Linked DNA regions of Mus musculus: region 1 is linked to region 2. The links are chromatin loops, found by intact Hi-C in ENCODE. Cell type or tissue: heart. All regions are shown on one strand. Links, peaks and the distances in the headings refer to the core of each region. The heading gives the core; the rest is flanking DNA.

The links. Peaks named below come from ENCODE experiments on the same cell type or tissue, not always from the same donor. Only the 100,000 strongest peaks of a DNase experiment are listed, where the experiment ranks them.
Region 1: it touches region 2 in a loop (5-fold over the local background); 10 of 42 quality-filtered maps call a loop at or near these places.

The regions. Positions count from the first base shown.
Region 1 is chr5:74,631,812-74,647,065 of GRCm38, forward strand. The region is part of intron 2 of Lnx1 (ligand of numb-protein X 1); the gene reads right to left. Among named protein-coding and RNA genes, the nearest start is that of Gm32304, 8.2 kb to the right of the region's middle. In heart, for the core only: a CTCF peak has its summit at 9,490 (motif pointing right); a DNase peak (open chromatin) is centred at 9,290; H3K27ac peaks cover 285 bases; H3K27me3 peaks cover 706 bases.
Region 2 is chr5:74,779,635-74,794,888 of GRCm38, forward strand. No RefSeq gene overlaps it. Among named protein-coding and RNA genes, the nearest start is that of Lnx1, 84 kb to the left of the region's middle. In heart, for the core only: no CTCF peak of the experiment used is centred there; DNase peaks (open chromatin) are centred at 4,397 and 11,137; H3K27ac peaks cover 1 bases; H3K27me3 peaks cover 1,104 bases.

The DNA of each region.
Region 1 (15,254 bases), core at 4,949-12,948, 150 kb before region 2:
TCAGCGTTTAGCTCCTCTGTGTGTGTGTGTGAGTGTGTGTGTGTGTGTGTGTGTGTGTGTGTGTGTGTGTGTGTGTGTATGGACTATATACATGCCTGGGGTTGGCAGAGGCCAGAAGAAGGTATCAGCTCCCCTACAACTCGAGTTACAGACAGTTCTGAACTTGCATGTGGATGCTGGAAAGAGAACCCAGGTCCTCTCAGAGAACACCCAGTGTGGGTGCTCTTAACTACTGAGCCCTCTCTGTGGCCCCCAAATGCCCCAAGTGTTGGAAAGATGGCTCACTGTTAAGAGCACATACAGTTCTCGCAGAGGCCACCTCATTCAGCTCCCACCACCCATATTGTGTGGCTCACACAACCTCCTGAAATTCACACTTCAGAGGGATCTAACTCCTCTGGCTTTCATGAACACTCCTCTTATACTCATGTGCACCCCACGCCCCCACCTGCCACACATACACAGAGACGCATATATATATGTGTGTATATATATACACACATAAAATTTAGAAATAAAATAAATAAAGAAAAAAATGGTTTCTTTCATTAGAAAGACACTCCCAGGGGGATGAAAGCAATGCTACATTTTTCATGGAAAAGGATCGCCTGTTTCACACGGAGCAATGTGACCCAGGCCAGAGGTCGTTGCCAGGTTCGCCTAAGTGCATTTAAAGCCAGTAGTGTCTGGTGTGAGCAGCCTAGCCATGTTTAATGGTGGTTGGGCAATTTAACGGGAAGCACGTGTAAAGATTCCCTTTTCTTGTCAGTAAACACAATGCAATGCTTCTAACAGTCCGTAGCATCCTCAATGTGATGAAATGTGGTGTTACTCTTAGTAGAAACGGCCTGTGATTACACAACTTTACACCCTCATTTTCCAGAAGATGGACAGGCCAGAACAAGCCACAGCTTATACCTCCCCTAGGGAGCCTACCATCCCTTTTGAGTCGGTGAGGTTTGTTTTGTTTTGTTTTGTTTTGTTTTGTTTTCACTCTCCTCATCAGTTACTTTGGCTCAGAATGATTCTGCTCCAGAAGAGAAAAGTTGTTGCTATGGGGAATTTAAAAATTGGAAGAAATACTGTGTGATGGAAAAAATCGGAGCCGGGGATGCATCGGAGAGCGCCAAAGCTGTAATTGGAGAGCGGAGCACTTGCCCGTGGGCCAGCAGCATTTGGTCAGCAGTGCATGGAAAGGAAGTCCATGACTTGTCAGTGGATTTGAGACAGCCTCTCTCTGCAGGCAGGGGTGCCCTTGACCGTGCGCTCAGCCAGAGCACAGGTGTCTGGAATGGTTCCTATGGAAAGCTATGCCTTTCTTTGGAGACATAGCCTGTCCCTGTGAGGCAGCTGAATGTCATACTGGTGCCTTTAGAGTCCCGAAGATGGTAAATTCCAAGACCAAACCATTAAGACACACCATAGCTGTCTCAGGTTCCTGGGGCTCTAAAGACATATTTTTGAGTCCAGAAAAGGAACACAGTGTAAAATGAATGACTTCTCTCTCCTTGGCCTCTATTCCTAGCTGTAGTTATAATAGCCAGGGAGGTTGAAGAATCTACAATGCAGAAATATTCAGACTTATAGGCTTTAAAAAACAGCCCAGGATAACAATGACCCATTCTTTTATAATGTCAGCTTTCTTCTTGGCGTAGCCTGAATCTGAGGCACGGAGTGATGGATGAAAGTAATGGCTTGTACTTTCTAATTATCGCTCCTGCAGTGACTAATACTGGGGGCTCTTGATTTACAGGCACAAATGGGGGGAAGCAGAGAAGGAAGAGGTGATTAATGTTGGCCAGGGCAGGAAGATAGGATGCACCCTGGGCTGTGTTCAAAGCAAGCAGGATTTATGCTCCCTTCAGTTACCCTGCGCCTGCACTCAGGTGGTGATGGCCATGAACTTGAAGGATGGGAGTAAGGAACACAGAAAACCATTTATTTTTCCAACCCAAACCACAAACTTTGGATACGCTGTCTGCTGAAACAAGTATCCTGAGATCATTTTTCTTAGAAGTGATGAAGTCGGGTCCCCAGCTCCTTCACTGAAGCCAGCAGTGAGCCACAGATCAGCTTGCTTCTGAAGGCACCAGGTGCCCTGCAATTGTGGGAGGAGGGGATGGAGTGAGTAGAGAAAAGGAAACCTCTTCCTAGGAAATTTCCAAGTCTTTGGTATGAGTTGCTAATGGGAGTAGGACACAAGGCTCAGTCCTCAGACGTAGTTTGCAAATATCCCAAGGGGGGTGTCCTTCACACAATTCAGCCTGCTGGTTAGTGCAAACTCACCTCTAGGGAAGGGCTCCTTGCTGTCTGTGACCTGACCCACTTATGATAGCTATGCAACTCTCCTTTGAGCTGATCTCCTCACTACCTCTCTCCGTTCACTTCTGATCCAAATGTGACTCAGTTCCTCACGTAGAATTCATGAACTGCCCAGTCGGCTCTCACTTTAACCCAGCTATTGATCACAACAGCTTAGTGAAGCAAGGAGGAGAGGGAGGGAGGGTGGGAAACATGGTGAGCAGTGTTGATTGACAGATAGACTCAGTCCCATCCCAGAGCTTCACTGAAGAAAGCTAGGCCAGTGTTATTGGAAGCAAGCAATCTGGATACTAGACCCCACATCTGAATGTGAAATCTTCTGATTTTATATATATATATAAATATTGGCACCAAACCATGCTTAAAAACACTGTGTGGTCCAAACAAAACACAAACACACATGCAGCATACGTCTATCTCAAAGCAAAGCACATTCCAAGCCCCATTAATAGAAAAAATTGCAAATGCAAGAGAGCCGGGCCTGTTTCTTTTCAGTCCTCTAAGAAGCAATATAAACCAGATGTGGGGTGGCGCACCCACCCTTAGTCCCTGGAGCTGGGAGGCAGAGGAAGGCAGATCTCTCAGTTTGAGGCCAACCTGGTCTACAAAGCAAGTTCTAGGACTGCCAAGGCTACACAGATGTCACTGTAAACCTGCAGGAGCCCTTCGCTGTCTTGAAATGAAAAGGATAAAGAAGAACACGAAACAGCAGCAGCAGCAGCAACATGACTCTCCTGATGTAAAAACATTTTTTATTGGGAGTTTCTGCCCCACTCTTTCCCATCTAGCTCCCAAATAAGAGACACAGAAACGTGGTATTTTATTTACAAGCTGTAAGCCTAGCCTGGGGCAGGTTCTGAGCTATTCTAACTTATATCCCAGCCATATGGCCCTGTTACCTGCTATCTGAATCTTGCCCAGGCTGTTTCTGCTCCATCAGTCCATCCTCAAGGTGGACTTCTTCTAGCTACAGAGTCATGATCCCTCCGGCCTCATGTCCCCTCCACCCCTGACCCCATGGTTTCTTCCAAGACCCCTCACATGATTCTCAAGTCCCACCTTTCTCTCTCTCTACTGCCAAATCACAGGCTCCAGCCCCTTATTCACCAATATCTTTCAACTGGGGAGCAAGGTTTACACAAGAAAGGCCGGCATGCGTGAGAATACACTCATCTGCATGGCAACCAGACATTGGGGCTCAGAATTTAGTATTTTTATAAATAGCAACAGACTAACCCCCAAATCCCGGCATTCTGCTATCTGCTACCTATGTGAGTGTGAGGTGCATGTGTGCACAGAGGTAAGACAGGCGCTTAAGAGGGCCCCCCTTTCAGCCCCAGGTCCCAGCCACTTTTCTGATCAAGTTGGGGGTTGAGAGTTAGTTCTCAGCGGTTCTTCTTTCTTTCAATAGCTTCACATCCCATCCTATCACATATACCTATTATTTCTTCCACGAAAAGGGAGTCAAAGGTGGGGCATTCTGGAGAGAAGCCCGTGCCCTGCCACCAGCTGGGTCTGAGGCTTTTGATGCTCCATTATCTCCACAAGTGACCCTGTGCCTCAGGTGGAAGCCCTGGGATGAGCTAGGAGGCTCTGCTCCAGAACAAAGCAGAGGCTGTCCCTTGTGGAGGTCACTAGGAAACAAGCTGTGGGGAGGCCCCACAGTGCTCTCTGTCGGGCTGCTGATGACCCTCAAGGATGAAGCATTGCTCCTGTGTGTCCAGCCCTACCTCCTCTGGAGCTGCTGCCCTGGCTCTGCTCACCCCTCCATGGCCTTGTGCATACACTAAGCCTACTCTCCTCCCTCTGGTTTGTAGTCTCTCTCCCTCTCATCCACCTTAATCACACAGAGAGGTGTTGTTTTTATTCAGAAACTCGTTGGGAAAATGTTCTCCTTTGCTAGTGGGATGAGTCAGAGCTCTTATTGACATTCCCGTACTTCTGGGGTCTGTACTCCTCAAAAGGAGGCTGGCCGGTGGAAGCAAACAGCCACCAGCCTCTTGCTATGGACAAGGTGCTGGTTTACAAATGTGACCTCCTTTAACTCTCCCAAGTGCTCTGAGACATTAGGTCTCATACATCACCTCTTCGATAAGGATGAGGGTAGTTGAAGGGAAAAAATCCCTTGGTCAAGGTCACAGCAAGAAGCAGGGGTCTGAATCCAGTTATGACTTCCGTGTCTTCTTCCCTCACACAGCCTGGGCTCTAGTCCAGGTCTTTCTAGATTCCCTGAGCTCCAGATCAAGCCACCCACTCCACATCCTCACTTTGTCATCTAATACATCCCCACCCTAACATCCACCCATCCTGATTCTACCTGGGAAGTCAGTCTTCTGGAATCCTTGTGTTAAACAGCTTCTCGTATGCATCTTTCTGCCTGTTCAGGCCAAAACCCCAGACTCATCCTCGAGGCCCTCGATTTCCTTTGACACCCCATGTGCAGTCCAATCAAAAACAACAACAACAACAAAACAAAAACAAAAAACAAACAAACAAAAAACCCTCTGGAAAACAACAGCTTCTCATCCCCGATGCCCCCAAGTCCACCCCCTGTCTGGGTTAGGGCCCCAACCTCCTAACAGGGTTCTAAGCTCCACACTTGTTCCCCCCCCCCCATTTATTCTCAGCACAGCATCTGCTATGGTTTTGACATGGTTTGAATGTATCCCTCAAGGGTTTGTGTTGAAACATAATCCTCCTGTGGTATTAAGATTATGGAATTTTAATCGGAGTGTGGTGCTTGGAGATTGGGGGTCTTTGGGTGATGATCAGAATTAGACAAGGCCACGGGATGGAACCCCTATGACCAAATGGCTGATGGCCTTCTAAGAGAGACGACAGTTTCCTGTCTTTGCCATGGGATGCTCTCCCTGTGTTCCCCAAGGCACTGTGCTGGCTCAGCACAGAGTCTAAGCCTCTCCACCTTCACACTCAGACTCTTCAAGATGAGGGTCTGAACCCCTAAAACAACATGACAAATAGTTGTATGTAATGACCTCTGAGACGGTGCCCTTCACAGAGAAACATTTACCTGAATAGTTACTTAGTCAAGGTACAATTACAAAAATATTGCAATTCATCACTTACAAGGGGAAGATACTCGGAGCACATGTGTGTGGAGGTCAGAGGACCACGTGTAGAAATCAGCACTCTCTTTCCGTATGTGCGTCCTGGGCGTCATCAGGAAGCCACACTTTTAGGATGTGTGGTTGCACAGCATTTAAGATGGTACTGGAGGACTTGAGTTCAAGGTCAGCCTGGGCTACATAGGAAGACTTTGCCACAATTGGCCCAATAGGATGAACTAGTGGCCATGTAGCATCCTCCTCTAAGACAGAGATGACGCCTTCCTTCCTCCTTCTGGGACTTGGGAAGAGCTGGCTCACAGATTCTCATGTCTTCTATGGCTGGTGGTAGAGACACCAGTTTGACCTCTGCTAATGGTTAGCTCTGGGCAACCACAGGGCTGTCAGTAAACCCTTCCAGTACTGCGTTGACAGAAACACTGTGTTGGGAACTGCAGGATGTGCCCACACAGCCCTGGCAAAGTGTTAGTTATCTGTGGTTGACTGTGATATGGGACCCTTTCCCTCAGAAAGCTCATCACATCCCTTTTTAGTCCCACATATTCCAACACAAAATGATGGGGAAAGGAGACAAGGGAATATACTTTAGACTGGCCTTTATCTTCCTCACAGACTCCCTACGAAACGCTGGAAGTTTTATTGTTTGTTTTGTTTGGGGGGGGGGAGGTTCTCACTGCAATGTAGCCCAGGCTGGTAAGCTGGTCTTGGCTTTATAATCCTCTCGCTTTAGCTCCTTGCAGGCTGGGAATATAGACCGATGTCCCACAGTCAGCTTCAGTATGTTTCAAAATCATTATGCCTATACTCAAGCCTAATGAGTACTTTTGATCACATGCCTTCTTTTGATGCATTCATTATGCTGGTACAATGGGGGGCTTTTTAGAGGAGTACTAGAATACATGTTTTCATTCAATGAATTCAAATTCATGGAAGGCCATGTAAGAAACACAGGGTGGTGAAAGAAAGTATAGCCTCTCCGGTTGAAAATACCTAGCTGGCAAGCACAGGTTCTACTCAACTCCCTCAGTCATCCTCCCCACTTCCAACCCCCTGTCTCATTCCCAATGGACCCAGTGATGCTCACTTACTATGTCTGTTTACTGTGTGCTTTAGATATTCATGTGGAGAGCCCAGCACAGCCTGGAATGCAAGGCAACAAACAGTACCCAGTGTGGTTAGTACACCTCAAGGTGACAGTGTGGTTAGTTCACCTCAAGGTGAATAGTAGACATAAATGAAAAGAACAATACTGTACAATACACATGAGGGACTGACACACAGCAAAAACCTCATGCCTTGTTAATGGAGAGATGCTAGTAGAGACTAGTGTTGGGGGAGCTCAGAGCAGAAGAGCACACACCCTGCTGAGGGGTGTAAGGGAAGGCTTTGCAGAGGAGGTGAGTCCAGAGAAATGAGGCATAGCAGCTGCAGCCAAGGTGTAGACACCCCATTCAAAGACCCCAAGAAGGTAGTAGCCAAGGTGTAGACACTCCATTTAAAAAACCCCAAGAATCTAAGTTCATGCTGGATGCAGGGAATGGTAGGTTCCATGCCATGTCCCTGTAACATGCCTTGCCGATGGGGACACACAGAGTGGAAGTGAGATCAGCGGGAGGAGAAATGTTAGAGTAGAACAGTGAATTAAACTGGGACACCTGACTACCAGCCCCCACTCCCGGGGGCTCAGCAAAGCTAAGCTATACTCTTGGGGCTGGAGACAGTAGGCACAGAGAAGTCTGATGCTAAGTCTGGAGAGGGAGAGGGCAGAAGGAATGAAGCTGACAGGTGCTCCACCCAAAGTCACTTCTTCAGGCTCTCTGACCATTGGCCTACACAGGATTGCCATTGCCAAATGCCAGCCAGCCATTCCCTTCCTTTCTCCCCACTTCCTTCCTCCCTTGCCCGCTCCTTCTATCCTCCCTCCCTCTCTCCTTTCCTCCCTTGATGTTTTTTGAGATAGATTCTCACTATGTAGCCCAGGCTAGTCTGGAACGTGAGATCCTCCTGCCTCAGCATCCTATGTGCTAGGCTTACAAGCCTGTGCCGCCACATCCAGCGTTTCCCGTTTGAATGACTGTCCCTTCTCTCCCAGAGATCACAGCTTTCAAGAGAGCAAACTCGTGCTTACCCTGATCACCACTCAGCCCTCACTGGCGTGTGCAATGTGCAGGCAGACAGGGTGTCACAGGCTGTGTTAAAACAGCTCCGGGGGATGGGGTGGGGGGGCTGAGAACAGCTATTTTTTTCTTCCTTCTGTTTTTAGATACTTTCTGTTTATGCTTCTAATTGTGCTGACTAGACACGGTTTAATAGTTGCAAGCTGCCTTAATCCTTTTTTTGGAGTGGGGGAGGAGGCAGGCTATATTTTAAATATATGGCAATATTTCACAAGTCCTGGAATGGAAAACACTAGACATCTCTACTGTGTCTGAGATAAAAATAAGTGCATCAGCCATCATCCTCCGAACACTCCCACAGAGGCTCCTGAGCACCTCCCCGCGCGCCCCACCCCCAGTGAGACCCATCCCTGCCGGTTAGTTCTCATCATGATACTTGGAAGAGACTCAAGCAACAGTGCAGTTTCCACCAACAGGATTGCTTTAGTTTCCAAGCTTTCTGGTCCTGAATACAAGCCCCCTTCCAGGAACTTTCTGGAAATTACTCTTAACATTCTCTTGATCCCCCTTCTAGGCTAAACCCCATGCTTCCTTTCCCATTCCATGTGGGATGGGACCACAGGGTCACTTGTTTGCTACCAGAAACCATGTCGGCAATAAGCGTTGGTGCTTATGTGTAGTCTTGGGTGAGGCTGGCATGAGTTAAGGAGTCAAGCAGGATCAGTGGGCAAGTGTACTCTTGGTAGTCAGCTTAGAGGGAGAGAATAAATTTGAACCTAGATGGAGCTCATCTTAAAGAGCCAACAGGCTTCCCCACCAGCCACACATGGCCTCTCTGGATCACTTCCTCTCTTCTGCCTCCAAACCGCTGGGGGAAAATGTCCCCAGTTCTCCAGCCACCCAGTTCCCTTGTTAATGAACACCAGAAAGGAAAATTTTCAAACAAGCTGAGAAGCCATGTGAGATGGGGACTTGCGTTCTAGCTGCCTGGGGCTCCCAGGTGGACATGGGGTGTGAGGAGGGACAAGGTGCCCTCAGGATAGAGTTCACACAGGTAATGAAGGGTCCGATGCCAACCTCAGTAGGCACGCGTGACTCAGTTTACCCAAGATGGTCTGTATGCCTGAGATACGGTTGGCTAGTCTCTGAACGGGGCCAGTTTCTATTTGAGGGATGGAGTGAGGAGGAAAAGAAGCACAGAGAGGAACTGGACCTCTTTTCCCTTCATGTAAATGGCTCTGGCACTGTGTTTGATCCTTTGAACCTCAGTTCACAATTCAAATTCATCATCAACAGTTGGGGCAACTCACACTGACAGTTATGCTACGTGCTATGCACTACGGACCAGGCATGTTGTGAAACATGTATTGATCCATTCAGTCCTCACACCAGCCCTATGAGGAAAACACTGGTATACTCCAGGCACAGAGAACCTTCCCAGGATCACACAGCTGGTCCCTGGAGAGGACGGTGGAATTCTGGTTGAGGTGTGCACAGTAGGGCAGTAAGATGCCATGCACGTGGGTGGCTGATAAGCAAGAGGTGCTTGGAACACAAGAAGCAGGGGAGACCCAAGGAAATCTAGAAGCAGCTCTTGGGTATATCCTATTCTTTACTACTGTATCATCCACTGGGTGGCTGCTGAGAAGAACTCAGGCAGCGTGATCTGCCAAGCGTAGCCTGCTCTCATCAAGCCAGTGCCTTCAGGCCTGAGGCCGAGAGACACGAGCCACAAGCACCACACAGCTTGTGTCCTTGCCTCTGCCCTGTCACCAGGGCCATTTGCCAGCAGAGTGCACATCCTAGGTCCCTGCATGCCCTTGGGCTTCCTGTTTCACTGACGATCCCCATCTCCAGAAATAACCTAATTATCTCTGGGAATAGCTTTGGCCTCCTCGTCCTAGAAGCAGAAGTTTAAAAGGTTCCTATCTGGGCTTCATGGGCACTGCTAGGTGGGTTATTTATTCTGCCTCTAGAGGGAGCTCTTTAGTTCCAGACTTTATTTTCTCTTGCATGCATAAGGCAGGGTATTCGCTGTTGAAAGCAGGCTTTCTCAAGAGAGGAGGCACTGCAAGTAGCTCATGCTGGCCAGTGTGCCCTGTTTGCTATTGTTCATGACAGTGCTTATGACAGTCATTAGATTAGTGCTTTTAATAACAGGCATGAACTGGGGTTTAGCCTATTCAACAATGTCCTAACTGGGAGATATTATACCCCCACTTTACAGGTACAGACAACGAGATTCAACACAGTGGCAAGAGTTGGAAGCCAGACATAGTATTGGGATTCTTATCTTGACCTAAATCCTCTGCATACTTGTCTATGACAAAGTAAGCAATATTCATTGTCCTGAAGGCGGCTCAGTTCTGAGCACTTACACTTAACCTATTTACCCCTGTTAAAACCTGTCAGGCAAGCTTGATCAATCTCTCTTTTTTTTTGCAGATTTGGAAACAATATACAGTTTAGCTTGCCCAAGGTCATGGTTAACCTCTAGTGACTAGCAGTCCCTGTTTTCCCGGGACTAACCTGGTTCAGAGATACAGAATTATCATCTAAAAAGTGGTCAGTCCTGGGCATACCAGATGAGCTGGCTACCTTGTTTAATGCAGACAGTGTGAAATCAGGGCTGTGACCCCAAGGGGATGCTCTTACCAATGACAGTAGTACATAGTCCCCCTTTTTCCTATGTTTTGGCCCAAAGATTTAATGGAAGCTAGGGATGTGGTGGAGGAGTTCCTGGTTTCAGATGCTTCCGAGTGCATGCTCGCTTGGATGCTATTCTCTTAGACGGATGTCCAAAATGTCCCTCCTTCCAATGGCTGCTTCAATATGTTCTTTTACAGCAACCTTTGCAGCTCTACATTGTAAGCAATTCCAGTACTTCCCAGAAACTTGAAGAATAAACTCCCTGTTTAGTTTAGACAAAGCCTAGCAGATAGCCAGGGGAGTCTGATAAATATGTGTGCTGCTCCCTGGGGTGCCTCGGAAGAATTCCAAAGCTCAAACCAGATGTGCAATTGACAGAGGTTGATGAGGGATGGTGGAGGGTTTGGGCACAGTCCACATGCCAGGTTAATTCTTCATAGAGATGTCAAGACAGTTTATCCATCCTAGGACTCTCTGGCCTCTTTGAGGTCATCAACTTCTCTTCCTGGACATTTTGGGGGAGGGGAGCTGGAGAGTCCCAAGCTACAGACAATGAGGGTTTTCTGTAAACTGTTTAGGGATTGGGAATATGTACGCAGGGGTAGGGAAGGAGGGCAGCTTTTTGCCCAACTTTAGTCCCTGCTATTTTTGGTTCCTTTGAGAATTGTTCTACTTGGTTACTTATAGAACATTTGGAAATGAGTTCCCCCTGGAGGCATAGGCCTGTGATGTCAGGAACTCAGAGGGCTGAGGCAGGAGGATAATAGGTTCTGCGTTATCTATGAGGGAGTCCAAACTGGCCTGGCCTAGGGAGCGAGACCCAATATCAAAGTAAACAGCAAATAAAACCAAAATAAATGGCAAAGAGGATTGGAGATGTGGGTCCGGGGCAGAGACCACAGAGCATGTAACAGGCCTATGTTTAATTCTTAATATTGTAGCATGCACAAGCATGCACATGCACGTATGTACACACACACACACACCCACACACACACACACACACACACGCACGCACACAAACACATACACACACATAAATAGCACATTTTTGGGAACTGGACTACGGATCAAATGTTTTTTACTTCAAGGTTGATGGGAAACGGCTTTTGGGGTAACAGGAATCAAGGCAGCCTGACCACTGTGGTTTTCTGATGGGCTTTCCAAATAGCCTGGGCACCCAGATGTCAGCAGGAGTCTTTTTTTGGGTCTTTGTGCTTTTGTGAAGTCCATTCAACCCCAGGGGCTGTGCAGAGGGGTCACAGCTCCGTGTGGAGATAGACATGGGAGAAGGTGACATGGCATTCAAGTGGAAATTATTTCCAGATGACATTTCAAAACCATTCCTCCATTCCCTCACATCCATTACGTGGCACTCCTTGGGTAACTACGAAAAGGCCTCCTCTGTCTAACACTTTCCAGGCTGGAAGTCACAGACCCTCCAAAGCACAGGACTTGACACTTGGATATTGAGAAATTGCGTTCTTCCTCCCCGTTTGTCAATGTGCCCCACGAAGACATTTGGTTCTTTTGTGCTAAAGTCTTTTTTTTTGTTGTTGTTGCACAAATTGAATAAAAATTCCATCTTCCCAAACAGTTTCTGTTTGCTCAATGAACTTCCTTTCTTTCTCAACATTTTTAACGGAAACTTAGTACTCTTTCTGCAAATCGCATTTCGTGACCTCAAAATTATGTTATGTCTATGTGGAGCGCAGTTACAAGTGGTTGTAAGACCACTTTGGGTGCTGGCAACCAAAATGGAGTCCAATATAAGGCCAGCAAGTGCTCTTAACCCCTGAGCCATCTTTCCAGCCCCTATTTCTGAAACTTCTATATATCTCAGGAGCTACATTAAAAGGTCATCTTAGTAAACCCAGTGATATTTCTGGGCTTAAGATAAATCACATTAAAGTTTTTTTTTTTAATTTTATCTTGAATGACTTTGGAATCTATGGAATCTAAGCATACTCGATAGCCTGAGATCTGTGAGAGGAACGATATCAAGCATCAGTAAGCAGTCGGCTCTCAGCCTTCGTTGTTGAAGCACTTGTTGAAGGGCGATGTGGGAATATTGTAGTAATTAGCAGTAATTAGAATCTTGACTGTAATTACCTGTGTGAAAACTGGTCAGCCTAGTCCTTGTTCAAAAACTGCACGAAAAATTGAAATAACATTCTAAATAACTTCTACTTGGTCATGGTTACCTCCTCCCCCACTTCTCCCACATCCATTCCTATCTTCCCTACCTACTCAACTTCATGACCTTTATGTAAGTACAGCGTATGCTGCCCACAAACTCTTGCTTCCACGCTATCACTGGAGGGTGATCTACCCATCACGGTGTACACTGTTTAAGAAACAGACTCTCCCTTTTCAAACATCAGCCCTCAGCTGCCAATAGCTCCTTAGCTGTTGTTAGGGGTGGGACTTGGAGCCTACCTCCTCTCTCCATGCTAGAATTTTGTCTGGCCTGAGCCTGCACAGGTTCCAAGCACTCTATCTCAAATGTTGTGAATTCATATGTGCAACTCCCATACTGTGTCCAGAAAACACCCAGTGCTCAAAACTGTGACCTGGATTCATTCTTAAACGTGGTCCTGGCTTCTGTTTTTACCGAGATTGCCCTTTAAGCTTTAATCCATTTAAAGATTTTGTTTCTTTGGTTTTTTTTTTTTTTCAATTCTTTGAGGGATTCCATAACCCAAGGGAGGGAACAGCAGTGGACATTGAAAAACACACAATTGAAACTTAAACTTGTCATTTTACCCATCTCCCAACTTAACTATTAACCTTGTTCATGACCAAAATCTGTCACCAGAAACTACAGTGAAATCAATGGGGTCAAACACTTTAATCGACCCAGGAGGAAACGGAGTCCCTAGATTTGGCAGGGGGAGGGGGGCATCAGGGACTTCTGAGTTACTCAAGTAAAACTTTTGCTCATTTTTGAATGGAAACAGGAGACCAGGCTGTGAAGCGGCATGGTGTTAGCATAGCCATAGGGAAACTGCATGGCATTAACATAGCCGGAGATGCAGGGCTTCCCAAGAGGGAACTTGGTGTCAGCATCCTTTGCAACTGAACTCCTCCAGATATTGTAAGTTCTTATGAATACGTTAGTCCTTTCTTTTATTGTGAGTTGTTCATGACAATATCAAGCCAGATGACTAACTATAGCCATCTCCTGAAGAACAGGACTCTTGACATAAATTAAGGAAGGATCGCTACAGACACTGCATGCAATTCTGAATGTGGCTTATATAAAGTCCGATGGTGTGGGTGCATGAGCAGTTCATGGGTTTTCTGTGTCAGTGTTGAACCTGGAAGACTGACCCAGGTACTCTCCAGGAAACAGTGTTCAGGTGCTTTCGTACGTGTAGGGCAATCGGCTGCCTTTTTGACTTTGATGATCACCCTTAAGCACTCAAAGAGGACTCCACTCACACGCCTCTCTATCCCCCTGCTTGCCTGTCAGTAATAGAGGATCTAGATAATTACAGGAGAGGATTTGGTTAATTACAGTGCTGAGAACTGACATCCAGAAGACGGCTTTCTTTTCCACGAACTTAATTACAATCTGGCTGGTCAGCCTTACTCTTAAATTGACCATCAATTGGATTACATAAAACTGACATTTTGCATAAAGGTCTCTGTTCCACCAGAGATCTAAGAGGCTGTGACTCACTGCTGCTCTTTTCATTCGAACAGTCTTCTGAAAAAGATATAGTTTGATAAACAGTCCCTGAAGCTTAAGTTAGTGTGCGTGTGTGTGTGTGTGTGTGTTCTTAATAATGTTCAGTAGGTTTTCCCTTGACCTTGCTATCACTGTGGTCTCTGGTAAGGTTTGACTCTAAAGTGCTCTCCCATAGATAGGGTCATGTAATGAGAGTGAAAACTTTAGATAGGACTTTGTTGAAGAAAGCAAGTCCTTGGAGTGCCTTTGACATTTTTATTTGTTCCCAGTCCCTTTCTTGTTCTTTGCTTCCTGTTCAGCAGAACCACCCATCACATATGTCCACCGACCTAACATTCTTGCTCAAGTGCACGGGGCCAAGCAACCATAGACTGAAGTCTGAAATGGGGAGCGATGATTGTTCCTCTTTCAAGGTGTTCTCTTCAATGTTTTGGCCACAGCTGTATAAAAGTAACTACTGTGGTGCTCTTGTTGACACTGTGGTGGATGTCAAGAACTGTTGATGGAGAGGTAGGGGTTTCCTGCCCTAGAATAAGTGAAGAGCCGAGTTTGGAAGAGGCAGCCGCCCTCAGAGAAACAATGCATCGTATTTCCACATTGTATAATCATTGCCAAACCTGAGACCAACCCAGTGCTGGTCTCCATTTTAGAGATATGTTTCTTTCCCAATGTCACGTAGCAGGGAGGATTTTCCTTGGAGGCTTAGTTCTAATACAAGCATTAGTAAGTGACAGATAAGAAACAGCTCTGTATGACTTCGAACCCACACTCTCTCTACCAGTCAATGCTACCTCCGGGACCAATTCAACTCCTAGAAAGTCAACAGTGCTTTTGAAGAGTCAACTAGAGAGAGGCAAAATATACAATGGAGTCACTGGGTCCCGCACATGTGTGCCCACCAGGCACGCTGTGGGGGCCGTCATCCAGGTAGTGTTCTGCTTGTCAAACTATGTACCAAGAGGAAGAACGCCTCTTTTACAAAGCAGCTCTACCATGCCAAAGGATGCTTGTTTTTAATGAGCACTGGATCTGAAGACCGGCTCACAAGGAAGGAAGGAGTCACGGAGTACACATGTGGAGTCTGCATGGCTTGACGCTTCCAGAACGCTTTGTGTACTGGGAAGATAGTTTACCCTTCTTAGCCTTGAAGCCCTTCACATAACTTACTCAATCTCACTCTGCTTTTTTGGCCTCAGAACTCCACCAAAGCTACTTAGTGTACACTCAGATCCCTCTTCTTATTTTCCCAACTCCATAAAAGCTTTGCTCTTATCCCAACTTAAAAGGCTGTGTATTGGCTTGTGTTCTCATGCTAATTATGGGGACCCTGTCCCCAGTTGGTTTTTGACTGGTCAATCAAGTTGCCAGCAGCTTGAGGCTGGGCAG
Region 2 (15,254 bases), core at 4,226-12,225:
AGGCCCTGGGCCCCCATTTTCAACTCTTTAAGGATCCCAGCAACATCTAAATGCACAGGAGTTTGAGAACCACAGCCTCTGTCCCAACCCCCGCCATTTCTCACATGGGCTGGGGTCCCTATCTTAGGCTGCATTTTGTCTCCACTAAGCAGCGTGTTAGAATCTCGTGAGCCTGGTATCCTAACAGCCAAGTGGAAGCAGAACCACAGTACACTGTTTCCTCCGTCCAGGAACCCAAGGCGCTGACACCAACAATCATCCCTTTGTCTTACAACAATCATGCTCTTCCCAAAGGGAATTACCATCTGTGTATGTTTACTATAAGTCCCTGTAATTAACATCTATGAATATGTTTACTCTGAGTCCCCTTGGCCTTGGTCCTCTCCATTCCCTGCCTCATCTCTCTGCAATCTCTGTACTGTGTAAATGTCAATCACTCTAGTCTAACCGCACTTTCTTTCTTCCGGTTCTTTCTTGCACGTTTGCTGTCTCCACTTTGCTAGAGCTGCTCTTGCTGGTGTTTCTGAGTATTTAACATGGCAAGACACCCCAAATACCTTGTCTTGCCATGTCTGATCTCCTTAGCTGGCCGTCAAAGCAGTATGTCAGCTGAGAAAATGCCTCAATGAGATAGGCTACAGGCATCCAGCATTTCCTTAATTAGTGATTCAAGTGGGGGGGGGGGCAGCCAGTTGTGGGTGGGGCCACCCCTGGGCTGGTAGTTCTGGAATGCTATAGGAGGCAAGGGGGTAAGCAAGCAGCACCCGCCATGGCCTCTGTGTCAGCTCCTGTCTCCAGGTTCCTGCCCTGCCTTAGTTCCTGGCCTGACAATGATGGTATGGAAGCACAAGCCAAACGAACCCTTTCCTCCCAAGTTACTTTTGGTCTCGGTGTTTTGATTTTTGTCGTTGTTGTTGTTCATTTGTTTTGTTTTGCTTTCAAATCTGGGTTTCTCTGTGTAGCCCTGGCTGTCCTGGAACTCACTTTGTAGACCAGGCTGGCTTTGAACTCTAAAATCTGCCTGCCTATGCCTCCCAAATGCTGGGATTAATGGCATGCACCACCACTGCCTGGCTAGTCTTGGTGTTTCATCGAAACAATGTAACGCTGAGACACTGGGGTAATCTCAGCCAGTGTTGCCATGCCAAATACCTTCCATTCTATCGCTACAGGACCATATCCTGGTCCTTCAACTCCAGAACCCTACCACCAGCTGGATTTTTTCCTCAGTGTGTGCTTTCCAAATGGAATGTATCTAAAATAAAACTTGATTCCCTCTAGCCATCTCAAAACCTACTCTTCCTCTCTACTTCTTAGTAAAGGACATCAACTTTCACTTATTCACCCAGGATATAAATGTAAGAGGAATTCTTAGCTTTGTTGGTTTGAGACTGGATTTTTTATATAGCTCTGGCTGGCCTGGAACTTGCTATATAGACCAGGCTAGCCATACTTCTGCCTTCCCTTCCCCCAAGTTCTTAAGTTAGAGGTATGTGGCCCCTTGCCCCAATTAGGAGAGAGTTTTAATATAATATTTTTATTAATTCTTTGTGAGTATCTTGCATGCATATAACATATTTTTAATGCCACTCATTCTCTACCTCTTCCTCCTAATTCCCTCGTATCCAGCCCTCATCCCTCACATCCACATCCCAACTTCATGTACTCTTTGGGGGTGTGTGTGTAAAATGCACAAATTCAATCTGTGCTGCGCAAATACACAAGGATACAGAGCCAAGTGCAGGATCAAGTTCAACCTACCAGGGACCACACCCTTGAAGAAAACCAACTCTTTCTCCAACCACAGCATAAACTGTCAATAGGATCTCAGCTACATGTGGGTAGCTTGGGAGCCCCTCAGGGAGGATTTATGAGTCCTACTTTCTCCTCTTCATTCCCCTCCTCCCCCCTCCCCCCAATCTTCAAAAGGACAAGAAGGTGGTGGGGTATAACAGTTCATGTCTTTAATTCCAGCACACAGGAGGCAGAGACAAGTGGATCTTCATGAGTCTAAGGCCAATCTGGTCTAGATAGTGAGTGCCAGGGCAGCCAGATTGTGACAAGACAGACAGACCAACAGACTGACTGACAGACAAGGAGGCTGCCCTCCTCCAGCAGCTCACTCTTACAGTAGCCCCAGCCTCTGTTGCCCAGACTGCTGCTTTCATCTCTGTGCTTCTGAAACACGTTCTAGGTTCTCAATTGAACATCACCCCCTAGTATATCTGACTCCCTAGTAAACCAAACGGGACCCATCTCTCTATCATATTCTAGTCCCTCCGTAAAGCTTGCTATAGCTTTTATTATCCCCTTACTTATTTACTGACACTCTCATTTCCTGGTTATAGGCTTCCCAAATTAGGACTTTTCTGTTTTACTCTAAGCTGTCTCCCTAGTGCGGGGATTAGTGAGGCATATTGGGCTCTCTCTCAGTCAATTATTGGCTGGTGAGCTTATATATTTACATCATTAATTACAATGACACTTGGGGGACTCTTTATACTTTTTCATCTGCTCCAGCCAGCCCCATCTCTCCATCAGTGACGAGTCTGTGATGGTGATGAGTTTGTGATGTGGACGGCTTCTGAACTAAAACACTCTCTCTCTCTCTCTCTCTCTCTCTCTCTCTCTCTCTCTCTCTCGTGATGTGGACGGCTTCTGAACTAAAACACTCTCTCTCTCTCTCTCTCCCTCTCTCTTGTGATGTGGACGGCTTCTGAACTAAATCTCTCTCTCTCTCTCTCTCTCTCTCTCTCTCTCTCTCTCTCTCTCTCTGGCCACACCCACAATCACACCTGCCGGGCTGTAGTTGTTACATTGTATTAGTGCAGCTGCAGTGAAGCACTTCTTCCTTCCTCCAATCCCTGCTTCTCTGATACTGTTTTCTTAGGACTTCCAACAAGGTTGCCTTAAAACATAAATCCAGTTAAGTCTTCTGCTTCTACTTGCCAGAGGCACCCCACCACCTAAACAAGGAAAGAGAAGCACCAGACTTTGACAGGAGCAGCCATCTGGCCATTGCCATCCTGGCTTCTGTACCCTCCCTTTTCTGAACCCATTCTTGTAGTTCCCCAGGGAACATTCTTTAGCTATACTCAATTCAATTGACTCTTTCTTTCTTTTAACTTGGTTAAGTGCCTCTACCCTGTGAAACTAAGTACCGCATTCCCCAGAGAGTCAGCTGGGTTTCTGTCACTAAAGATGATCTGCCTTTTGTTCTCGCCCAAACAATTCCTGCATGGCATTTTCTAGCTTATTTCCTAAGCATCCCCTTCAGCCAATTATTTGCTTTAAAAAATCGGTTCTTAACAATATGAACTAACCAGTACCCCCAGAGCTCCCTGGGACTAAACTACCAATCAAAGGAAACACATGGTGGGACTCATGGCTCTAGCTGCATATGTAGCAGAGGATGGCCTAGTCGGTCATCAATGGGAGGGGAGGCCCTTGGTCCTGTGAAGGTTCTATGCCCCAGTCTAGGGGAATGCCAGGGCCAGGAAGTGAGAGTGGGTGGGTTGGGGAGCAAGGAGAGGGAGGAGGGGATAGGGGATTTTCAGAGGGGAAACTAGGAAAGGGGATAACATTTGAATGTAAATAAAGAAAATATCTAATAAAAAATCGGTTCTTACTGAGCAACTACTATTCTCTAGGCATTTGAGGTTCTAGGAGACAGAGTTGGAAACAAAGCAGACAGAAGAAAGTTGTTCTCAAGAAGTGAAGCGGGAGATGGCCGGTGGAAAATAAATAAGCTACATGTTACACTTAGAGGTTACGAACGCAGTGGAGTCAGAGAATTTGGGAGAGATGAGTGTGGTGGCTCAATGGTGAGGAGCAGAGATGCTATGTTGTCGGGAAAGGCATCACTGTCATGACATCTAGGTCAAAGAGGAAGAGCAAGGACCGAGACATGTGGACACCAGGGATGAGTATTTTTACCTGAAGGAATAGCAATAGAGAACCCTTGATGTTGGGGTGTGGTTGGCCAGCTTTACAGGAAGCACGTGAGAAGCAGGAGACCATCAGAACAGGGGAGTAGAAGCCATGGGGTTATGGCATGAACTCGGCTTTGCTTTGAGTGAGAAAGGCAGTCAGGGGGTGCTGAGGAGAAGAAGAGGGGTACAACAGGACACAGGGACCTCTGAAGCCTCTGCGCCAGTCTTTTGATAGCTTAGGCCAAGATGGCTGCCCTCATTAGTTTAAGAGTGACAAACACAAGACTAGATTCCCCTCAACCCCCAGTACAGTGACTGACCCCTCACCCAGTGGTGGTCACGGCGTAGGGCAGTGAGCGGCCCCAGTTGTCTGAAGGAGAAGCCAGACCCTGTGCAGTCAGCACCCTTGTTTTTCTGGGACAGATGGAGCAGGATTGTTTCCAGTGGGCAAGCTCCGTTTTTCTGGTTTTCCTAATTGAACTTCCCTGGGGCCACATTCTGAAGACGGCGTGGGTGTGTTGGCACAGAGGCCGATACAATCAAGTCTGATTGTGAAATGTGCTTTTAAATGACCCCTGCACACATGAAATGTGTTTAAAAAAAATAACAACCACATGTTTCTCTAAGGCAGGCTGCCCTAGGTAATCATGACCTCAAGACCACAGGTGCATCTTAGAACACAGTCAGAACATTCTGGAAGTTAACACGGGTCTGGGACTGCCAGAATCTCGCTTTTAGGTTCTTATTTATTTATTATACAGTACCAGGGCTTGATTCCAGGATCTGCTACATTCTTAGCGATTGCTCTGCCAGTGAGCTACATCCTCAGGCCTCTGGTTCTAATTTGAGGGAAAAGCTAAGAAAGGAGTGGGGGCTTCTAACCCTATAATCCCAAGGCTTTCGTGGCTGAAACAGGAAGACCAAGAGTTCAAGGTTAGCCTGGGTCACATAGTGAGGCCTTCTCTCAAATGAATGAATGAATGAGAACAGAGGAAAGCATTTGGAGAAGGTAATTAAAAATGATCTCTCTTGGTGTGTGTGCGCGCATGTGCACTCAAGCTTATATTCATGCACACATACATGAACCCACGTGGAGGTCAGAGGTCAATGTAGGGTGTTTCTTCTATCTCTCTTCACCTTATATATAAAATACAGATCTCTCTTGAATCCAGAGCATGTAGATTTGGATAGTGTTGCCAGCCATCTTGTTCTGGGGATCCTGTGTCTGCCTGCTGTGCAGGCTGCCACAACCACTTGGCATTTACACGGGTGCCCATTAACATAGGGCTGGAACTTCAGTCCTTGTGTTTGTGCGGCAAACACTTCACCCAGTGAGCCATCTCACTGGCCCCATCATTTATTTCTTTTTAATAAAGGGAGATAATGAAGGATGCAGAGTTGGAGATGGAGTAATAGTCCTTAAACTCTGTAAATTGGGGAAATGTTTGGGCTTCTGGAGTTTCTGAAATAAGATAATATGCTTAAAATGTGGGCCAGTGGCATGTTAGCTCTCTGAGCTGTTTGCCGCAGCCGTGCATGCTCTGGAACTAACGCCATGTAATTCTCGAGCGCGCCCCCAACTCGCCAGCAAGAACAACGCCACAGCAGGATCCTTCTGCACACGTTTATTCAGTCCTGTTTCTTCTTTCTCTATATTTCCCTTGTTTATATCTCCCTTGTTTATATATCTCCCCTGTTTATATCTCCCTTGTTTTTATATCTCCCTTGTTTTTATATCTCCCCTGAACCCTGGGCCTCTCACTCTTTTATACTCTCAGTTCCCATCCACGCACAGCAGGCCACGCCACCTCACCAGGCATGCAGCTTCAGCTAATCAGGGCAGCAGGGGCAAATCTCCACCAAATTGGATTCACCTGTATCCTGGTACACCTGCGCAGCACTCAAGATGTTTGTGTCTTATATGAGGAAGTCAGGTGCAAGTCATATGACTTAGCTGCAGTCCCTGGCGCCTTTGGGACTGCCGCCACACCCGCTCCCCACAATTCCCCCTTTTTTCTTTTTTGGCAGAGAGAATGTCTGTAGATAGCCCCCCGCAGCCATGCCCCTTACCCGTCCTTGGGTGACAAACAGCATTGGTTTGATCCCTGTCTTAGGTTGGTGACATGCCCAGGGAGTCTTATCACTGACTACCTCTCTATCATGCCAAGCCACACCTGGGGAGATTGTGTTTTGCTTGTGGCAGGTGCATCAAAAGGCCAGGATGTTGATTAATCTATGGCCAGATCTTAATCGCTGCAAGCAAGCCTCATGGGTGAAGGTAGAGGTCTGATCCCCAGTGTGCAAGCATAGGGGCCCTACACAAAACCATCCCTTAGGCTCATCACCCAGAGAGGTCTTGGCCAGCTCCCGTGTCGTTTTTCCTGGGGGAAGGGAACTAGGACACTGAACCTTCATGCAATCAGACATGCCTTCCACAGGATGCCAACAGCAAGCTATCCTCTGTGCAGTGCTTAGCCTCGCACCCCACGGCATAACGCAGCATAATTTCTTTTAGAGCGGCAAACCAAATCTGAGGAGATTGTCCCGCCTCCACTGCAGCAAAAGCCTATGCTACCATGGCGAAAGTGCGGGCCTGCACACGCTGCACCTAACACATGTGCCAAACACACACACTATTACAAGCATACATCCCAGGGCTCTCATCCCCACTCATCTTCCCTGAAGCAAGGGATAGATGGCCATCGGGGCTATCTCTTTAAGGGGAATTCAGGGATCAAAAAGCGTGGAAAAATTTGAATGTCATGTCGAGCTGGTATCGGCTTCTGGAATAACGAAAGGATCTCTCATCTCGACTCCATCCTTTGTGTTTGTGGGATCATCCACCATATCCACAGGGGCAACTGGATCAGGAGCCTCATTCTTGCAGCGTCTCACCAATCTCTCCGGCACCCAAAGAGGTTCCGTCTGGTCCTGTGGAAACACACAAACAGACCCTCTCGCCCACGTCAACACCTGATCTGGTCGATCCTCTCCAAATCTCCGGACAGAAGGTCCACCTACAGGTGGCTGCTGAGGAGGCATAGGGAGGCGGCACAAAAGCTAATTCGCCTTCCTCCTCCACCTCGGCTCTTTTATTTTGTCCTTTCTGTCCACCTGATAACACTGTCTTTCTTTTTCCTTTTTCTTTTTAAGCCCTTCTCCTTTTCCGACATACTTTCTTGTTGCTCTGTAAGGATTTTCTGACCTGTCTTGACTGCCTCTACACACAGTTTCAAACAGTAACAGAGTCCATATATCAGAACAAACAAGACCAAAACTATCAGACCTACCCACAAAGGGTCAATGGGAGAAAAAAACATAACTACACAGCGAGGATCTCTTGATCACTACACTGAGGTTATCATAGTTCCTTAACTTGTCCCCAAACCGGGAACCTTAACTTATCCCAAAACCGGGAACCTATCGTTACTTTGTGCCTGCTTCCTGGCAACTTTATATTCCCCTCTATTTTATCCGAGGTCCTTCCCAAACTCCTGGGTTACTTTGTGCCTACTTCCTGGCAACTTTATGCTCACCTCTATTTTATCCGAGGTCCTTCCCAAACTCCTGGGGTTGCAAGTTTCACTCACCGTGAACTTACCCTGCTGGCAACCACTGACTGCTGAAAGTTCTGAACTCGGTGGGGGAGTCGGTTCCCCGTACGGGCCACCAATTGTCACGCCCGCTCTCGACCAGCAAGAACGACACGACCACCAGTCCTTCTAACAGCAGTTTATTCAGTCTTCATCTTTCTTCTTTCTCTTCATCAGTACCGTTCCCCAGCTGAAAAGTTCTGAATCCACGCCGGATCCTTCTCAACAGTCTGTTTTACGGGAACCTTTATTAACCACTTCTTCCCCGTGTTGCAGTTCTGAATCCTCCCTGTAGCAGGGGGTCTTCGCTTGTGCCTGAAGATGTTTCTTGTCCCGGGTTTCGGCACCAACTCTCGAGCGCGCCCCCAACTCGCCAGCAAGAACAACGCCACAGCAGGATCCTTCTGCACACGTTTATTCAGTCCTGTTTCTTCTTTCTCTATATTTCCCTTGTTTATATCTCCCTTGTTTATATATCTCCCCTGTTTATATCTCCCTTGTTTTTATATCTCCCCTGTTTATATCTCCCTTGTTTTTATATCTCCCCTGAACCCTGGGCCTCTCACTCTTTTATACTCTCAGTTCCCATCCACGCACCGCAGGCCACGCCCCCTCACCAGGCACGCAGCTTCAGCTAATCAGGGCAGCAGGGGCAAATCTCCACCAAATTGGATTCACCTGTATCCTGGTACACCTGCGCAGCACTCAAGATGTTTGTGTCTTATATGAGGAAGTCAGGTGCAAGTCATATGACTTAGCTGCAGTCCCTGGCGCCTTTGGGACTGCCGCCACACCCGCTCCCCACATGTAATGCTCTGTGTCTTACTATGACACAGTCACACTTCTCACCTGGTAGCATCAGGAATATCATGTGAGTTTCGTGGACCATCCTCTCCATAAAAGGTCAACATCAACATTCCTTTGGCAAACTTTAATCACTTCAACATTACACTTAGTATTGACTTGGGGGAAATCTAAGAGATTTCTATACACACTAAAACATTTGTTTTCAGATTAAGACAAAATAAAGACATTTGAGAACCTAAATATTTCTTCTTTTCCTACTGCTTTCTAAAGAGTTAACACCCCTTTAACTTCTAAGTATGGCAGGCATGCCCAGATAGGTTAAGCCTGGGGCATGATGGGTAAGCCTAAAAATGGAGTGTGAACTGTCAACTTGAACCTATTTGAGAAGTGGATCTCGGTGATACAGAACGTTTTTACCTTTCCCTCTCATGGGATTCCTTTCTTCACTGACTCGGGTCCTTCCAGAAAGACAGTGAGAGAGGTATTTGGTAACTGACTCTTGAAGCTTAAGGTAGACAAAGCCAGCAAGGTGGGAGCCCTGGTGCTGAGAAACAGGACAGAGACCACCTGTGACACCTGACACTGGACCCCAAGACTGTCAGGGAGAACACCTGCTCTCCCCTCCACCCCTGGCTTCCCTAAAGCAAATCGAAAGCAGGAGGTAGCAAACGGGCACCCTCAGGGCATACCCGAGGCAGAGCTGAACCCCTTGGAACCAGGGCAGACACTTTTACTACAGGGCAGGGCAACTTCAACTTCAGCATCTCAGGAACATTTGCTGAATGAATGAGTGAATGAATGAGTGGGTTAAGTGTTAAAGGCTTTATGAACCAACACTGCTGCAATTGAGCTAACCATGAGTATTGTCCCTGTCATCTATGGATGTCTCTTCCTGGTTGCTCTAATTTCTTGCTTATTTTGTTTTGTTTTTGTCTCGGTGCCAGGACTGAACCAAACCCATTAACTCCATGTCCTATAGGGAGATCCATCCCAGCCTCCCGGCTCCTGGAAGCCTTCCTTCCCTGGAGGATGAGTAGAGGGGCCCCAACAAGGCTGTCCTTTAGGAGGGATCCTGGGAAAGAAGAGGTAAGGAAAAGGTTCCTTTTCCATGTGATGAAACAAGTCATGCATTTGTTTCATCATCCGCTGATTGACAATAGGCATGGACTTCATCCATCCATCCATTCAGCCAATGCTTGTTGAGAGGCTACCATGTGCCAGCGTGATTCTAGATGGTTGGAATGTAGCAACAGAGAAAAATCAAGAGTTCTCTGTCTTGTAAAGGAGGCATTCTAGAGAGGGGAAGTGGCTAAGAAACAATATCACGATGTCATCTCTAAATGACAATGACGGAAGACATACTATAATTCTCTGTGCCACTAAGGAAAAAAAAAACATTTATTTCCTGATTTGTTTTTTGTCTGTTTGTGTTTTTTACAGTAGACATTTCTAACCTGTGTGAGGCAGTATCACATACCTTTGTGGTTTTTATCACCTTTCCCTGAGGGGCGGTTAGTTATGTGAAACATCTTTTTAGCCGCTCGGTGGAGTGGTAACTATTGATCAGTCGTGAGCTCCTGCAGGGAGAAGACCATTTGTCTGTATTAATTTCCATTGCTAAAACGTCTAACACAACTACCATATTTCTTAAATGGGGAGGGGCATTTTATTCCAACACCCCACTGGTATGTTTCTGGATTCTTATCAAAAACTCGGAGGTCAGTATTACTGTACCCATTTTATGAATGGTGGCAGCGATGCTCAGGTAGGTGAGATAACTTGCTTCCAGTCCCTTGGCCAGGCCAGAAAGATCTAGAGCTAGTTTCTCCGATGGCTGACTCTCCTTCAAGTGTCTCTGGCTTCTTTGTTTCTAATTCATTTAATACTCTTTCACTGAAAACTGGAGTATCAGGTGAGTGAGACCCAAGTACAAAAGCCAGAGATTTTCACAAACCTGATGGAGTATCTGCGAGGGGAAGATGGATGGGATGATGAACTGCCTGGAGTAGCGCCATGTTTTACAGACCTGCAAGCACTTTGGCTTGTTAGTGGAGCGTACATGTCTTAACTGCTTTTGTTTCCAAATCTATTACTTGAGTGAATGAAGACTCCGTCCCCGGACAGAAATGATTTTTATAAAAATCCTTTCCTCTGAATCCAGGGCATTGGCAGTACAACTGTCAGAAACAAGCTTGCTTTGATGTTTTACAAAGCGTGAGGCCAAATATCGATCTTTGTAGGACTTAGGGAAATATCTTGTGTATAGGAAAATATCTAAGTTGAAATGTATTAAGCCGATGTTGGCTTAATTCAAAATTATACCTAATTTGAAACAACTGTTTTCCCTTGGTCAACTGGCTAGTCTATTGGGTTTTAGTAAGAATAAGAAAATCTACAATCAAAGTTGAGTTCTTCCCCACCAAGAGCTGTGCTTCCACTTCCCCAGGCTTGTGGGAAGCAGAGCTATTAGGAAGCTGGCGCCCTTCTCTACGCCAGAGAAGATTAGCAGAAGTTAGGCAAGGGTTTAGAGACTTGAAAATTTGCCTTCAAACATGAGGAAAAAATTAAAGTTTTTCCTAAAGTTGTTCCTATTGGCAGAGACTTCATTCATATCCTGCTCGTACAGGCGCAGATATGGGCATGGGTACAGATGTGGGTGTGGATACAGATACGGCCATGGGTACAGATGTGGGCATGGGTACAGATGTGGGCATGGGTACAGATGTGGGCATGGGTACAGATGTGGGCATGGGTACAGATGTGGGTGTGGATACAGATACGGCCATGGGTACAGATGTGGGCATGGGTACAGATGTGGGCATGGGTACAGATGTGGGCATGGGTACAGATCTAGACATGGGTACAGTTGAGGGCATGGGTGACACATTCTTTTCTGCAGAGGCAGAGTATTCTGTATGAGTATATGAGATGCTGTGTGAGTGTAGCTAAGTTTACTTATCTGTTTCACTTTGGTGGGACATTGAGTTGCTTCCTGTTCCGAGATGCTGAGAGTGAGGCAGTAGCCTCTGCCACCGGCTGAGGCAGTGGGGCGTTCTGACAGTGCTATCCTCTGTGTGTATCCACACATCTGTATTTCCCCCTCCAAGGCACAAAGAGGATCATGGAGCAGGGACTAGAAAGAATGTAAGTCAGAAGATGAGGAAGAGTGCTGCGAAGCCCAATCTTCAGGATGACATGGCCACTGTACTCATAAACTTGTAGCCATGGTTACCTGCCCACTGAGGGCCCATCAGTGGTCCATCATTTGTAAGGGAGGGAGGCCTCCTCATGAGGCCTAGCCTTCCTTGAGGAGTTCTTGGCAGCTAACAGGGTATCAGGGGAGGGGAGGGGAGGGGATTTTCCTCCTGGCCACAGGTAGGTCGTCCAGACTTTAGGAAATAGTATTCCTATCCAAGCTCATGTAAACAATGCTGATTAAAATCAGTAAGTTGTGAGTGGGGACGGGGAGGAAGAACAGAAAAAATGTCAGGAAAGTAGGAGAGGGACTGGGTGGAAGGAATATGGAGTTCAGCAAGAGGGGACAAGAAAGAATGGGGGAGAGTGAATTTAGTCAAAATACATTATATATAGATAGATATAAATATAGATAGCTATAGATATGCATACACATACGTAATTGTCACACACAGACATACAAAGAGTTCATGACAAAATACACAGTACCTACATTATCTGGATTTTTAGAAAGCTACAGTCTTCATGCCCTTGAGAAGGCCTGAAACAAAGAAAATTAGTGTATATTATAATATGTACGGTAACCCACTGTGTCTGCTCTGCCTTCATGGGGTCAATCAAACACAGACAACAATGTTTATGAAAAACAACCGCATCTGTCCTAAACATGTACACTCCTGTTTTCCTGGTCATTTTCCCCTAAGCAATAACTGCAGCTACTCACAGCACTTACATTGATTTGTGTGAAACAAGTAATCAGGAGATTGCGTGGGTTTTATGCAAACACTATCCATCTCACAGAAGGTACTCGAGCATCCTTGCATCTCAGTATCCACTGGGTACTGGAGCCAATCGCAGGAGGACACCAAGAAACAGTCCTGTTTATATGCTTTTCAGGTAAAGACAATTCCAGACCGCAAGGATCAGGTGCAGGTCGTGATTCAGATCTGTGCTCTCAGAATACAGAACAGAATCTTTTGTCTAGCATGCCAGACCTGTCATGAAAGCTGTTCAAGTAAGAGATCGGGCGGGCACTGTGAAGCAGGGGGAGGCTGACAAGTGGCCAGGACACCCGGGGGTCAGGAAGCAACTCCCTGGAGCATAGTCCCTGCGGTACCATCTCCTCTAGCTTCATGGCTACTTACAAGCTATCCTGACCCTAGAAAGGGATCTAAGGAGAAAGCTACTGCGCTGAGCCTAGGAGGCAGCAAACAGCTTTGGGAGAGGAGCCACAACAGCAGGGAAGCAGTGCCAAGAACAACAGGAAGCTCGAAGCCACGCCCCTGCTCGTTGAGCGAGCGCAGGCCTGGAAGCCTGGGTTATTTGCTCCAAAGAGCCTTGAGCAGATGTTACATAAACAAAACCTCCACTGACTCCAATTCTGGGTCTGGCCTAAAATAGCCCCGGGGCTAGACTCTGTCATTCCTAGTGGTTCCCCATGTGTGCAAACTACTGCCCTCATTGAACCATGTTGGTGGACACACTGCAGCCTCCTCAAGGGACAGCTTCCCCTAGGACCAAAAGCAAGGCTCCTTGACTGCCCGTGGTGGCCCAGACACAAGGCGTCCCTCTAAGATCTCTGGTGGCTGCTGGCTCCTCTCTCCAGGAGGCAGGAAGTTGGGGGAGGAATGTTTAAAAAGTCTCCCCCCACCGCTTTCTTCCCCCTCTTCTTTCTCCTCCATCTTCCCTTTTCCCCCTCTCTTCTCCTCTTCCTCCTCTCCATCCTTCCCCTCCCCATCTTTCACCCCTCCTCTTTCCCCACTTCTCTCTCTCCTACTCCTTTGTATAATGTGGAGAAACCCGAAGCAGAAGCAAGCTTTCCAGGTTACCGCGGGTGCAGGCGGTAGTAGAGTTCCTTCTTGGGGCTTTTATTTGCAATTGATTTAAGACTGTCGCTGTGCTCCCGACTGACTTTGTGCTTGTACAAGTTTCCCAGACCTGTTTGGGTTTCAGCTCCTTTGTGCTACATACAGAAAACCAGTCCAGTGTGAACATCTGGAGGCTTGAACATCTGTGCCCCAGCAAGGGGTCACTCCAGCGTTACCACTACTTCAGCATGGGTCCCTGGAAACTGTTAATCATCTTTTTCTCCTTGGCCGCTTGCCTCTCTCTAGAATCTTACAAGCAAATCTTAAAGCAAAGCAAAAAACAATAAAGCAATGTCTATGATTCAAAAATACTGGTGCCAGATACTTGCTATATGTTTAGTACTATAGAAAGTATCCGATGTGTTTCCTTTTGTTTAATTTTCACTGAACAGTCCTATGAAATTTGAAGTTATTACCTCCAGGAGACAGATAATGACAGGTTAGAAAAAATAACGATAGGACTTGCCAGAATTTCTACAGGGGTGGGACAGGGCCCAGAGCTGGCAGGGACTGACTGTGTCAGAGAACATCTGCCAGGCCTCATAGCTCCTCCTCTTGGTTTTCTTTCTGCTCAAAGTCCAAGCTACTCTATCTTTTGCCCTTCTAATTAAACACAGCAACCAGTGTTCATCCTAACATGGTCTCTGAGACCCAATCGGCCAACATGCTATTGACATCAGGAAAAAAAAAAAAAAAAGGTATGACGCATACGGAGGAAGTGTTGAGATTATATTTTTTTTTTCAGTACTTGTACTTTGAAAGAGGTCTTTGTGTTTCTCTGGGTTAGAGCCTCCCAGATGTAGTTGTTAGCCCCGAGCCTAAGTTCTAAGCCCCCTAGAGGAAGGCTGAAACCATATGTAGACAAGAAGAGGCCTATAAGAGGCCAGTACTCAGGCTAGGGCCAGTGCCAGCTGCAGGGAGCAGGGAGGGCTCATGTCACTTGGGAACTCTTAGCTTCCTGAAGATTTTAGTTCTGACCCCAATTGTCTCTTGAGTCTGGGACCCTCAGGGATTTCTGTTCTAGGATGGTACACTCTTCCCCTTAGAACTAAGGCAACTTTACCGTTAGACAGAATCAAATGGCATATATATGGTGGGACTGGGTGGACCTATATGTTAGAACTTTAGGTGCCAGGACCAGAATACCTAAGGGAAACATTTAAATGGGAGGATTCTTTTGGCTCACGGTTTCAAAGGGCTCAGTCCATGGTTACTTGGTTCTGTGGAGAAACGTGGGTCATGGTGGTACCATCATGTATGTCTAACCAGAAAGCAGAAGTGACAAGGGATCTGGGGACTTGTCATAGCTCTCACGAGCATACCCATTTTGACCCACTTCTTCCATATAGGTTCTACTTCCTAAGGCTTCTAGAACCTACCAGAATAGCACTACCAGTTGGGGTCTAAGCCTTCAGTGCATGAACCTCTTTTGGGGGGGGGGGGGCGACACTTCATGCTCAAACTCTCGCATCCTACCTGTATGGAGCTTTTATTCCTTATTCATCCAAACATCCCTAACAGTCCTGAGATATCTGCTATGTGCCGAATTCTAAAATAGTGGCTATGGTCCCTGACTTTCCAGAGCTGGAAATCTAGAGCAGGGGATGAAGAGAAAGCAGCTGTTGCAAAGGCTGGGGCAGATGCAGCAAGGAGTTTTGGAAACACAACTGAAGCTCTGCTTTGGTCTGGGTGCTGAGCACTGGGGTTTATCTGTGTTGTGGCTGAGGGAAGGGGCATGAATATATACACAGTGGTTTCCCAGGAGAGATTGCCCCACGCTCTCTCTTCTCTGGAAACCCCGGGTGCCCAAGATTTGAGCTACGGTACTGAATACTATGCCTGGCCTCCCCCACCGCCCT